3 separate regions of the Homo sapiens genome follow, and regions 2 and 3 are each linked to region 1. Evidence: chromatin contacts called from ENCODE Hi-C or POLR2A ChIA-PET data. All regions are on one chromosome and are shown on one strand. Each heading gives the region's core, a stretch centred on a gene start or an enhancer-like site at or near the end of the contact. The rest is flanking DNA. Distances are from core to core; before and after follow the strand shown.

Region 1 (4,733 bases), core at 1,222-3,721:
TGAGCTCATATCTAAATTGGTCATCTCAAACATCTTTCCAAGCTATTTCTTCTTTACTCTTCTAGTAAAAAACAAATCCTAGGGAGTAAAATTGGAATTCAGCATTCTATCTCTCCACCCTTACTTCTTACCTCCCTCCTATCACATAACGTTCTTGCCATCCAAACTAACATATAATATATGATCTATTCACACCTCCCAATTCCCCCTTCATTCTTTCATTTCTGCCTCTGAAACAGTTACCAACTCTCTGCCTCTCCCATTTCTAATTACCTATGTCTTATCTAATTTAAAAATATATCTGGCTCAGTTATTACCTCCTCCAATAAAATCTTCTTTGATTATCTCAAAGGAACAGAAGCTCTCCCCATCTCTCACAAGTTACATCTCACTTTCCAATTTGTATTGTAATTTTCTATATTTGTCTTGGTAGCTACTGTGCTGAATAACCCCAGAATTTCAGTGGCTTAATAAAATAAAGATTTATTTGTGGCTCATATCATAATTCAGTGTGACTCAGTGGGGATGGGGCTGGGGGAAAGGAGACTCCAGGTTTCCCTGTTATTTAGGATTCCAGGTTTCCCCTCAATCAAGTGGCTGTGCCATCTCCTTGGACTACTCCAAAGGACCCTCTGAATCTGAGTAGTAACAAGAACAAAGGGCACAGAGAAGACTATACCCACTCAGCAACCTTGGCCTAGGAGTGACACACATTTCTTCTCACATTCCATTCATGAGAAGTGGTCACATGTCCTTACCTCAGGAAGAGTGAGCTGGGAGGATAAGCTAGCAGTGTACCCAGAAAGAAGAGAAAATGTGTTTGGTGAGTACCTAGCCAGTCTCTGCCACTGTCCTAACTACAGATTTCACCAGAATCCCCCCAAAACCCATTGTGTTGTCTTGAATATAAAATATATTCAATATTTATCCCCAAAATAAAAAGATTATGATGGTGAGAAGACTATTGTGATGAACCTTTCATTTCCTATTCTCTAGTCCTGCTGCTCTTGTAAGCCTCAGATTTCTTATCCTTCCACATGGAGAAAGTTTGATTTCTAGCTTTCTAATTAATTATGCCCTTCCATTATGGGCAATAGAGTCAGCAGCATATGCAGATATCCCCCGAGATCTCTTTCCCCTTGTCCCCTGCTATGGTGCCTGAAATGTATATGTTAGAGTCAATCACTCAGTTATGATGGCTAGAACCAACATCACACAGATCATATTTCTGTGAATTACCAGGATGTAATAAAATTGAAAATTAATAACAAATGATTTTTAGATAAAAGATAAATATCACTAACTTATTCTTTGGTAAAGGAAAAATCCTGACAGAAATTTTTAAAAACAATTTGAGCAGAACTCAATGAAAGTACTATATGCAAAAATCTGTGAAATGTAGCTAGAGCAGTACATAGAATAAAATGTATAGCTCTGAATACATTAATTGGGAAACAAGAAATATGACAGAAAGAAAACAACCACGATGTTGAAAGAGACAGTCTGTGGTAATGATAGGGGGTAACAGTAAGTGAATAAGGCTGTATAATAGACATGTATGACTGTCCCATAAATCAAGTGAACAGTATGGAAAGTAGCTGAGTGTGAACCATCTTACTCATAAGGCCTACCTGCCAAGTTAAAGTGTCCTTCAGCAAGAGGCTGTGGGGTGTATTTCAGAAAGCACAGCTGGGGAGGGTCAGATTATATCGTAGCATAACAAATATCCCCAATCAAGAACTAGTGCAGTGAGAAGGACCTTGTAGAGCTTCTGAAGAACATAAATAAGCAATTGAGAAAGAGGAAATAAGTATAAAAATAACAGAGATTTTCTTAGCATCATGAAAAAACTATAAACCACTCAACAACCATATTGAATTGTATTTTTAAAAATCTAGATGAAATTAATAAATTTCTTGAAAAACATACAAAAAGTCAAAATAAGCATAAAAAGAAATAGAACCCATGAATATGCCAAATCATCAAAAAAAAGATAGTAAAAACTTCCTTCTCTACCAATTCTCCCACTACTACCTAAGACATTTTAGGCCTGGATAGTTGCATGGGGTGAGTGTAACAAACAATATAAAAACAGATAACCACCATATGTTGTTCCAGAAAATGTAAAAGCAATAAAAGTTAGCTAACTCATTTTAAAAGCCAGTTTCACCCCTATATTAAAACCAGAGAAGTTCATAATAAGGACAAAAATGTAAGCCAATTTTACTTATATAATAGATACAAAAAAAAACCCCTGGGAAAACTAACCAAATTTAATAGCATACTTAAAAAATTATGACAAGATTTATTTTAGAAACTCCTGGATGGCTCAGTATCAAACAAACAATGTAATTTACTACATTAGCACTACGGAAGACAGTTCATATGGTCACTTTAAGAGATGCAGAAAAAGTGCTTGATAAAATTAATACATTTTGTTTTTTAAAAAATTCGTAGAAACAAGAAATAGAAAGAAACTATTAATTTTATTTAAACAATAATAAGGATAATAATAGCCTACCAAGAACCTAGGGCAAAACCATAATGATAAATTCTTAAATGTATATTTTTTAAAGTTAGGAAGAAGAAAAAGATGTGTGCTATCATTTCAGTTGTTTGACATGATACCAGAGGTACTGACCAATACAATAAGATGACAGGGAGGGAGGGAGGGAGAGAGAGAGAGAGAAAGAAAGAGAGAGAGAGAAGGAGAGAAACAGAGATAGAGATGGAAGGAGAAAGAGAGAGAGAAAGATAAACATATTGGAAAGGAAGACACAATGTTGTTACTATTTTTTATTTATTTTTATTTTTACTTACTTATTTTTTTGAGCCAGGGCTTCACTCTGTTGCCCAGGCTGGAGTGCAGTGGCACCATCTCGGCTCACTTCAACCTCTGCCTCCCCTGTTCAAACGATTCTCCTGCCTTAGCCTCCCATGTAGCTGGGATTACAGGCGTGCACCACTATGCTTGGCAGCTAATTTTTGTATTTTTAGTAGAGACAGGGTTTCACCATGTTGGCCAGGCTGGTCTCAAACTCCTGGCCTCAAGTGATCCACCTGCCTCTGTCTCCCAAAGTGCTGGGATTACAGGTGCGAGCCACCATGCCCAACCACATGAGCCACCGCGCCCGACCTATTTGAAAAAAACAGAACAAATAGTACATTTCCATGAGGGGCAGGGAGACAACAAGAAAATCCATAGTAAACCATTAGAATTCATAAGATTTGACCAAAGTAGCCAGAGACAAGATCAGTTCCCCAAAATGAGTAGCATCTGTCTTATCAGTGATAACCAGTAAATAACATGGCAATGAAAAAACAAACACATGTAGGAATTAATCTAATAGAAGTGACCAAGACCTTTATGGAGAAAAATTTTAAATGTTTTAAAATGACTCATCTCTCTCCCCATAAAACTTGAATAAACAAAGAAATATACTTCATTCTTGGAGGAGATAACAGCACTGTAAACTTGTTAACTTTAAACCAAATGACTATATAAATTTAATGTAGTTCCAATCTAAACAACACTGAGGACTTCAACAAGTTTATCCTAAGATTTTTTAATAAAAAATAAACATCCATTAATAAAACAATAATTAATAAATCACAGTAATCAATAGTGTGGTTGTGATACAGAGTCAACAAGTAGATGAATGAAACATGGTAGAAAACTTAGAAACGGATTCATTTGTGTGAGACCCTACCCTATGGTAGAGATGGCATCAAAGATCACTGACTGATGCATGAATTATTTAGATAATGATGTCAATAAAAAATGTTATATTTCCCACTTCGTATTATACATCAAAATTCAACACCAAATGGATTAAATGCCTAAATGGGAAAGGAAAAATTATAAAAAGATAAAAACTGAGGTAGAAAATTATTTTTGGTACTTTGACGATAAGAAAAATTTTCTTAATTTAAAAAGATTCAAAAATCAAAAGCCATGAGCAGAAAAATTAATGAATTTTCATAAAAATTAAAGATATCTGTTTAATGAACATCATTGTCAAAGTTAACAGATGAGTGGCAGACTGGGACAAGATATTTGCAATATCAAAATCTGACAAGAATTTAACATCTGAAGTATACGACAAACTCCATAGAACCCACCAAAAAAAGAGGACAAAAAACACAATGCTTACATGGTCAAAATTTAAACTTGCACAATTTGTATGTGATTCAGAGTTAAGGTAAGTGAACAGGCATTCAGTCTCTATAGCACTCAGAAGAATCCTGAATAAAGCAATAATTACATACCAATTTATACCCACAAGATTGAAAAAATTTGGAATGATGGATATGTAAAGTGTTGCTGAGAATGTCGCAAATCAGGAATTACTGATCTGCTACAGGGAGGGTAAACTGGTATATCCACTATGAAGAACAATGTGTACAGTCTAGCATTCCAGTTCCTGAGTATATAAGCCAAAGAAATTTGCACAAAATTCACAAAAGATCATGTCCAAATGGGATAGCAAATATGATCCTACCCTATATCCAGAGTGAGGAAACTGACATTTTTGAACAGTCCTAATGACCATCATCATTCACCTTTGTGAACTATGGTCACAAATACTGGGTTCATTCTTCTTTCTACAAACAAAATACCTTCCAATCTCCCTCAGATGGAGGAACTTAAAGGTCTTGTTTAATCATGACATCAGTTTCTATTCACAACAGGACAGGATTTGCTGCAGTAACAAGCACTTCCCAAATCTTAT
Region 2 (4,733 bases), core at 832-3,331, 480 kb before region 1:
GTTTATTTCCTGTCCTCTCACTCTGGCATTATCAGTGCCAGTAAGCCAGATACCTTGTTTTTCTTATTTCTATATCTGCATTCCTTGGAATAGTGTGTGACACTTAGTAGAAGCTCATTTGTTGAATGCATGCTTTTGTTTTACTCCTTTAAAGCATCCTGATGGTGGTTAGTGTTTTTTCAAAAGGAAGTGGGAAGCAGGCTGTATTAGTTAGGCTTCTCCAGAGAAACGAAACCAATAGAATAGATAACTAGATAGATAAATAGACATGACTTATTATAAGGTATGATTCACATGATTATGGAGGCTGATAAATCCCATGATGTTCCATCTGCAAGCTAAAGACAGAAAATCTGAGGGCGCAATTCAATGGCCCAGCAGCCAGGGGGCTGATGGTATACATTTTAATCCAAGTCTGAAGGCCTGAGAACCAGGATCCTGAGGGGCAGAAAATATTGATGTTTTAGCTTAAGTAATCAGGTAGAGGGAGTATGAATCCAAACTTGCTCCTCCTTTTTGTTCTATTCAGGCCTTCCACAGATTGAATGATGTCTCTCCACATTAGGGAGGGCAATCAACTTTACTAAGTCCCCCAATTCAGATGTTAATCTCTTTTAGAAACACCCTCATAGACACATCCACAAATAATGTTTAATCAGATATCTGGGCATCCCATGACTCACTCAAATTTACACTTAAAGTTAACCACCACATAAGCTCGTAGTTGTAAAAAAAGGCTGCAAAGATACTGGTTTTCCATCTCAGGGGTGAAAGAGATATCCTCTGCCAGACATAGTTTAGCAACAGGCTGGGCAGGCAACCTGTGAGGTGGGGGAAGGAAACCACTCAGGAAATAATTGAAGCAGAATATTGTAATTGTTAAGAGCTTGGCTTTGGATTCTATCACTTGCTAGCTATGTGACCTTGAACAAGTTACTTAACTTCTCTAATCTGTAGATTTCTTATTTGTGGAAATGGAATAATATGTTCCTTATGGAATTGTATGCATTAAATAGGATAATCCATATAAAGGGCTTAGTGCAGTGCTTGGCTCAGAGTAAGATATCAATGAATATTAGCCATCATCGTCATTATTATTAAAGAAAAACAAAGTTTGAGCCTTCTGGAATCTGGATAAACACACTGAGAACATTATGCTTTGCTGTTGTTGTGGATACAGGGCCAGAATATTACTAGACATAGAGCTGACATTTAGAAAGAAAATATAAGCCACAGAGCCAGTAAGTGTCACAGGTAGGGAAGCTGGGTTTCAAAGTGAAGCTTTCTGCCTGCTGGCCCTGTATTCTTAGTAATATGATAGCAGAAACAGCAATTACGATAGACTGTTTTATTAGAGAAATAAATGATTTTTAAATATCTCTATGTACACGGTCTCTGAATAAAAAACTTCAGACCCACTCCTCTGATTATAAGATGCCAACATTGTCTTACACAGGGCCTGGTGAATAATGCACCATTACTGAAGGAGAGGTGGTAAGAAAAAGCAGACAAATTCAAGAAAACAAGGAAATAAGGGAAGAACAAAGAGCAAGTGGACTCCATTGTGTCTGAGTGCAGGGATGGATTCTAAGGCTTTCCTATGAATTTGTTAGGACCGCACTTAGAACTGCAGAGTTCCAACAGCTTCCTTAAAACATTTCATTTAACATTGTTATGCTCAAATAATTAAGAGTTGACTAGTAAACAGATGTCAGATGTTCAGAAATCTCACTTAATATAATTAAAACACATATACTGAATGCTCAGATAAATATGCTTTGGCCATGAGAATTTTTTAGATACTCATTAAAATCCATATTTAGCAATCTAACATAGCTTTTTAAAGTACTTTCTTTGTGGTAAGAAACTACTTTCATTTTTTAATGTGTCCCTCAGAGAGAAGAATAATTAGAAGAATTGAAAAACATACACAGTAAGGGCCATGGAAATGGTGATTATGTCTGTATTCTCTCCTAGTGTTTTGTCTACACTCAGCTGTCTTTCTGGCATTTCCTACGTGATTCACTAAGACTGCCTTGTTGTGGCAACAACTGAGTATTTCATTTATCACCTCCGTATCTCTTGTATTACTGAATGACTAAGTATTTGTGCAAATGCTGACCCCTTCAGTATACTGCCAAAGAATGGCACTGTAAAACATGAATATTACAATAAAAAAACATGAATCACATCTGTGTTGAGGTTCTTTATTGTTGTTTTTCTCCCTTTTAGTTATTTATGTAAAGCAGGATAGAGACTTTATGTAAAAAAAATTTAAACAATAGGTAAAAATTGAAAGTCCTTGTGAAGTCTTTCCTCTTAATTTCTTCTCTAGAACTGTCACTGTGATTGTTTTCTTGTTTATTTCTCTAGAACTTTTCCTTTACATTTACAAAAATAAAACAGACACATGAATGCACATAAAAGCTCATGTATACTTATAGCTTATTTTCTTTTATAAAGAAATAAGAAGAATTATTTCTTTATAAAGAATTACAATCCAACTAGATATATTGCTCTGTAACTTACTATTGTTATTTCCTAATATGACTTAAGGATCTTTTCATGTTATTAGATGTAGAATTATCATATTCTTGAAACTCTACAATGTGGATACATCAGAGGTTGCATTACTTTTTATGAATTGGTAGATTTATATTATTTTCAATTTTTCCTCGTTACCTAAAATGCATGTACATGATTAATCATGAGTATGCATGTATAACCTCATAGGTGAGGCACCTAAACAGTTCGTGGTTGGGCCAAAGACAATACTTGTGCACAGGTACTATTACATTGACCTCCTCAAAGGCTGTACATATTTATACTCTTATGTATTTCCCCTCATATATGCCAACATATGATACTGGTAATGTTTTTATTTAAATCTAATATGTATTTTAATTTGCATTTTTCTAGGTAATACTAAATGTGAAGTCATTCCTTTATACTTATCAACTATTTTTATTTATTTTCTGAGACACAATCTCACTCTGTCACCCAGACTGGAGTGCAGTGGTACAATCATGGCTCAGGGCAGCCTCCACCTTCTGACCTCAAGTGATCCTCCCACTTCAGCTTCCCCAGTCGCTGGGACTACAGGCACAAGCCACCATGCTGGACTAATTTTTTATTTTTTGTAGAGATGGAGTCTTCCTATCTTGCCCAGGATGTTCTCAAATTCCTGGTCTCAAGTGATCATTCTGCCTTGGCCTCCCAAAGTGCTGGGATTACAGGCTTGAGCCACCATGCGAGGCCTCTGTTATATTTCTTCTGTGAGTTACTTGATCATAGGCTTTGACGCTATCTATGAATTGCTTTGCCTTTTCTTTTTAAAATATATTTGAAATTTGTATAATCCAGATAATAATCTAATGTTTTATTCTATTTTGACAAATTTTTTCCCAGTGTACCACTTGTCTTTTATCTGTTTTTATAATATTGAGGATTTCAGATTTGTGGGGTCAAAATTATTTATCTTATTTTATGCAATTCTCACATTCCTTAGGAAGGGCTTTATATCAAGGTCATAGCTTTTTTTTTATTTAATTACTTTTATTTTCAAATAGAAGAAGCCATTTAATAGATTTTCATTTTTTTAAATAAAGCTTTAAAAGGATATTTGTCCTTTTCTTTGCAAATGTGTAGGTCACATTTGCCAATCATTATTATTATTATTATTATTATTATTATTATTATTATTATACTTTAAGTTCTGGGATACTTGTGCAGAATATGCAGGTTTGGTACATAGGTATACACATGCCATGGTGGTTTGCTGCACCAATCAACCCATCATTTACATTAGGTATTTCTCCTAATGCTATCCCTCCCCCTATCCCCCCAACCCCCTGACAGGACCCGGTGTGTGATGTTCCCCTCCCTGTGTCCATGTGTTCTCATTGTTCAACTCCCACTTATGAGTGATAACATGTGGTGTTTGGTTTTCTGTTCCTGTGTTAGTTTGCTGAGAATGATAGTTTCCAGCTTCATTCATGTCCCTAGAAAGGAAATGAACTCATCCCTTTTTACGGCTGCATAGTATTCCATGGTATATATGTGGTGCATTTTCTTTATCCTTCTATCATTGATGAGCATTTGGGTTGGTTCTAAGTCTTTGCTATTGTGAACAGTATCACAATGCACATATGTGTGCATGTGTCTTTATAGCAGCATTATTTATAATCCTTTGGGTATTATAATCCTTTGGGTATACGCAGTAATGGGATTGCTGGGTCAAACAGTATTTCTGAAATAGGAACACTTTTACACTGTTGATGGGAGTGTAAATTAGTTCAACCATTGTGGAACACAGTGTAGCAATTCCTCAAGGATCTAGAACTAGAAAGGTCACAGCTTTATTACTCTGTATCTTCAGCTAGTACTTTTTACTGAGCTATAACATACATACAGAAAACTGAATAAATCATTAAGTATACATTTCAATAAATGATCACCAAGTGAACATGCCTATGTGTCAACAACCCAGGTTAGAAAATGGGGTATTTCCAGCTAAAGTGAAACTCTTCCTAACATCTCCCAATCATGAACCCAGCCCTCTCTCCAAAGGTAGTTGCTATCCTAATGTCTATGTCTAACATGTTTTATTTAAATATAATCACACAGTACATATCTTTGTTTTATTTTACTAAATATTAAGTTTATGAAATTTATCTTTTCCATTAGTGTGAGAGGTTTTTTTTCAGTATTGTTGATATGTAGATTATATTATT
Region 3 (4,733 bases), core at 745-3,244, 290 kb before region 1:
TTTATTATTCTATAGTTGTAGATGTGCTTTCAGAATTTACTGAGCCTCAGTATTTAGAATAATGTATTGCTGTTAATGTGTTTTTTTAGCCACAATCTTAAACATTTCCATCTTTCTATTACTTGGAAACCATATTAGTTAATACATCAATTTCATAACATTGCAAAAAGATTTAAGACATTACACATATTACCCTAATTTGCTTCTTAGGATAATATGTCAAGATTTCTCCCCATATATATATATTTTTCAAACAACCATTCCAGATGTCTTTGGCTGTAGTTTGCTCCCAAGAGGGAAGAGTGTGGTGATGGACCACCCAGATTCTTTTTGCTAAGCTAATGCAATGGGAAATTAAGTCTTTGCACTGCCATCAGTCCCCAAGCCTTCCATTCCTTTTTCTTGTCCCTTAAATTATTAGCAATTCCTGTTGTTCATTTTTTTAAAAGCATTTCTATGGGCCTTTCATCTTGTGCTCATCTCCCCTCATGGTTTTTTTTTATATATACTTTAAATTCTAGGGTACATGTGCACAACGTGCAGGTTTGTTGCATATGTATACATGTGCCATGTGCGTATGCTGCACCTATTAACTCATCATTTACATTAGGTATATCTCCTAATGCTATTCCCCCCCTCCCCCAACGTGGATGAAGCTGGAAACCCTCATGTTCTTAATGCCAGCAACATCTGCTGGTCCTGAAAAGCTTGCTGGCTGATACACTCAGATTGTTAACATAATACTAACAGTCAAATACTTGGTGACTCATGACCTATCAATTGACTTTCAGCTCTTGTTCTTTCAGTTTAAAACTGGCAAATTAAAAAGAAAATACATGCAAATTCTGCAAACAGAGACAGCCTTTTGTCAGCTGGAATCGAATTTCCTTGTAGTCTTTTTTCAATGAATTTCTCAACTTTTCTTCTTCCAGCACACTCCCTTTTACCTCAATTTTTGCTAAGGAGTGTTTCATTTTCTTCTCATTCTTCTCAGTTGCCTAACTCTTACCTATGAAGCCTCTCTCAAGTCTATATTTTCAGTGAAGCTCTCACTCACTAATGCAATAGTTGTAGGCTTCATAGCTACTGGGAATCTCCATCCAGATGTGCCACAAGCAATTCACTTCCTGTGCTCCTAAAAAGAATTATCACATGAAGTGAGAAAATCTAAAAATGGTATTCTTTTACTATCCAGAATATTTTCCATGAAAAACCACTGAGGAAACACAAAATAATTGTGATTTCAGAAATGATATCTCAATAACTTTTCTTTCAAGACACCTTTTTCCTTAGCTAAGCTGTGATGAAATCAAACTTCTGATGATACCAACATAATCAATTACTGTGCTAAAAATTTTCCTAATCACTAAATTTTCCTGGTGATATTATGACCAACTGACATCAAATTCCCTTCCAAGTTGAATCCCTCTTTCCCTATACCTCAACAGCCTCTGTTTCCCCATTGCATATTTCAGTGAGCACCACTAAATATCCACCCAGTCCTCTGAGAATCTTTTTTCCCAATCCTCAATACCTAAAGAATTGATTTTTACATGTAGCATTTTAACATTTATACAGTTTTCCTCCATTCTATTCATTTCTGTCCTAACACTTCCTATCTTCAGGCTTTCATCACCTCACTCCTCAATTTTTGCAAGATACTCAAAAGATTTCTTCCTATATTGGTCCATACCTTGTTCAATACATTCTTCTCAATGATTCTGGAATAGTTTTCCTAAAACAAGAAATGTAATTATGTCATGTCCTTACTTAAAATTCTTTAATAAGCTCTCATGTCACTCTCAGGAAAATAATTCAAACACATTAATGTAACATTTCATATCTGACCCTTGTCTGCTCCCTGACTTCATGCGTCACCAATCCCCTCCATTCAATAAATGCTCCCATTCCTTCTGAGCAACTTTCACTTATCTGAATGCACCATGCTCTCTCATTCCTCTCTGACTTGGCACAGGAAATTCCACTTGTCTGAAACACATGCATTCCTTCTTTGCCTACGTAAATTCTATTCAGACCTCAAAATCTTCTCAGATCTTGCTTCCCCAGAAAGATTTCTCTATTTCCTCACATTTCCATCAGAATGGTTGATGCTTCCTTTCCACTATAGCACCCAGCACCATTTATAATAGTTTGTCATACTCATTGCAATCATCTGGGTCTGTGACTGATTTTCAATTGTAGAACATTATCTATCTTTGTAAATGCTAAGACTTAAGTTATTCTTTAAGTAGAATTTTCACCAATGATACTGATAAAAAGTGTCAGTTCCTTCAAAATATAATTTATAAATTTTCTACTGTCAGTTACTTATTAAGTAGGAATGGCTTCTCTCTATTTCAGCAGCCAAGGCATTTCCTACTTTTCTCAGCCTCTGTGTTCAATGCATACTGTGAGATAAGGCAGGCTTTGGTAGACATAATGGCTTCCTGACTCTACAAAAAAGTATCTTCCACCCCAGAGAAAAATGTGGATTCTAGATCTGTTCTATTGTGTCAATATTAAGTATTCTACATGACTACTCCTCATTGGCCACCTTACACCGATTATTCAGAGAAGCTACTGGTATTGACACATGTGACCTCCCTCAGGAAAAAAATCGTTGTGTTGTGTCTCTTACTATTAGCTGACTCAAGTTTTTAAAAAGTACTATTGAATTTTCAAAAGTCTAAATATTAATGTAAGTGCTTAATGAATAATAACTAAACAAATGAGGAATCTTACTTGATTAGATTTAAACAGTTTTGAAGTAATTATCCTCAATAACCTAATATAACTTAATAGTATAAAGGAAGGCTTTTATGCATTTTAATAGATGTAGAAACATATGGGGACCTTGAAGGCTTCAGTTACTCCTTAGGTGATGCTACCTGAGGGCATATTTTTTTATACTATAATAAAACTCAATCTGTTTAGAGATCACTTTGGTTCAGATGAATTTTATCCATGTGATAAAATTATCTTTTATTCTCTTTTTGGAATACTTTTATCAAAAAAATAAGAACATCTGAGTCAGGATGCACAGTTTGTCTAACACATTTTTGGTTCAAGGGGATTTTTCCCCTTACTAATACTATTATCCAATATGATTCTATGGTAAATATTTAAAGTTGTACAGGCTTTTACTTGTACTTGAGAACAACAAATTTTCAAATGCTAATCATGTTCACTTCCTGTGGTCCTAAAAAGAATTATCACATGAAGTGACAAAATCTAAAAATGGTATTCTTTTACTATCCAGAATATTTTCCATGAAAAACCACTGAGGAAACACAAAATAATTGTGATTTTAGAAATGATATCTCAATAACTTTTCTTTTAAGACACCTTTTTCCTTAGCTAAGGTGTGATGAAATCAAACTTCTGATGATACCAACATAATCAATTACTGTGCTAACAATTTTCCTAATCACTAAATTTTTCTGGTGATATTATGACCAACTGACATCAAATTCCCTTGCAAAGAATATAAGTCACCACTGGTTGTTATAAAAAGAGGAATGAAAATGGTTGGAAATAGAAGGTAATTCCTTTTAGTATTAATAGTGTGGACTTCAGAGTCAAAAAAAAAAAAAAAAAAAACTGCGTTAGAATCAGGGCTTTGTTACTTATTAGTTAGAAAGTAATAAACTTAGACAAGTTATTTACCTCCCCTGAGTTTTACCTATGAAATGAGATAATAACACAAATGCAATTCCTAAAAGATACATTTTTAGGATTGTTTGAGGCTATGTATATAAAACATGCAGCACAATGCCTGGTATGTACCAAATGCTCATTGACTGATGAGTAGCAAAGTTCAAGGAGAGAATTCTTCTAGGCATCAGCTGTGCTGGAAAGCTATTGTTGTCTTATATTTACTATTACTTTAATATTACTTTCTAAATTATCTCCAGTTGCATCAGTAAAATAGCAAATGACAAAGTCCACTTCTAAAATTTAAGCAAATGTTACTTTCAAATAATCCTGAAGCACACAAAATGACTACAACTTCATAATTCCACTCTTTGTCCCCATCTCCTCTGAGAAATTTAGGAAAAGAGAAATATTAACCCCGACTTGTACCATATTTGTTCAAAGAGTGATAGCCTCTTACCTACATCTTTAAGTCAGACAGTAAAGGGAGTAGATTTTATAAATTCGAAATTAAAAAACAAAATTTATAAAGCCTCCAGTGATTTCCTGAGAAACCAGACAACATAACTTATTAAGGACGCAAACAAAGCTCCTTGATCCCACTGTTCCAGAAAATGTTCTTTCAGTACATAAGGAAAAGCAGGGAAGAAATGAACATGAAGACTAAAAGCAAAAGAGAAAGTGAGAGTGATTGTCAATCTCAACAGCGGCATTCTCTATGGACAGAAGACTTTACTGTCACCTCTGTAAAAGATCAAAAAAGCCTAGAGTCATCATGCATTTTAAATTTAAAAAAAAATAGTTAAAGTCTTCTCTTTAAGCATTATAACACTTTTCAAATAGATGATTATTGTTATCACCAGATGACACTAATGGAAGTGCATTTTACTGACGCACTAAATTCTACCTAAAATAATAGAGCAATGCATCAATTCCAGATTTACTTAAGTTGAATTTTTTTCAGGGCTGGGAAATCTACTTCAGATTTACAGGGGGGAAAAAGTGACCGAGCAAAAAACCAACCTTCAGTCTGTAGATACTGAACTAGCCTGTGAACAATCCATAGTGATTTGGCATCC

The links. A loop is a pair of places that touch in the nucleus more often than their neighbours do. ChIA-PET counts read pairs that join two places held with the same protein, here RNA polymerase II (POLR2A). Pooled maps may share reads with other maps.
Region 2: a map of mammary epithelial cell shows a loop between it and region 1 (3-fold over the local background). The contact joins the enhancer-like site here to the promoter of LINC02758 in region 1. A Hi-C loop is called at or near these places in 2 of 168 maps with a recorded cell type or tissue (PC-3 and mammary epithelial cell) and 2 of 50 pooled maps.
Region 3: a loop to region 1 is called in a map of PC-3, with 2.9 times the contacts of the local background. The contact joins the enhancer-like site here to the promoter of LINC02758 in region 1. A Hi-C loop is called at or near these places in 2 of 168 maps with a recorded cell type or tissue (Calu3 and PC-3) and 2 of 50 pooled maps. POLR2A ChIA-PET finds 5 or more read pairs at or near these places in 1 of 52 experiments (PC-3).

The regions. Positions count from the first base shown.
Region 1 is chr11:28,536,685-28,541,417 of GRCh38, reverse strand. LINC02758 (long intergenic non-protein coding RNA 2758) reads right to left here and starts at 2,471. Exons shown (of 8, transcript XR_002957243.2): 1 at 1,632-2,471.
Region 2 is chr11:29,016,164-29,020,896 of GRCh38, reverse strand. All of the region lies in intron 1 of LINC02742 (long intergenic non-protein coding RNA 2742), which reads right to left. Among named protein-coding and RNA genes, the nearest start is that of LINC02742, 120 kb to the right of the region's middle. Within about 2 kb of position 2,081, at least 2 of the 41 ENCODE cell types and tissues checked have a DNase peak (open chromatin) inside an H3K27ac peak, as active enhancers do; they include mammary epithelial cell, where a contact is called at or near this core.
Region 3 is chr11:28,831,097-28,835,829 of GRCh38, reverse strand. No RefSeq gene overlaps it. Among named protein-coding and RNA genes, the nearest start is that of LINC02742, 69 kb to the left of the region's middle. Within about 2 kb of position 1,994, at least 4 of the 41 ENCODE cell types and tissues checked have a DNase peak (open chromatin) inside an H3K27ac peak, as active enhancers do; they include PC-3, where a contact is called at or near this core.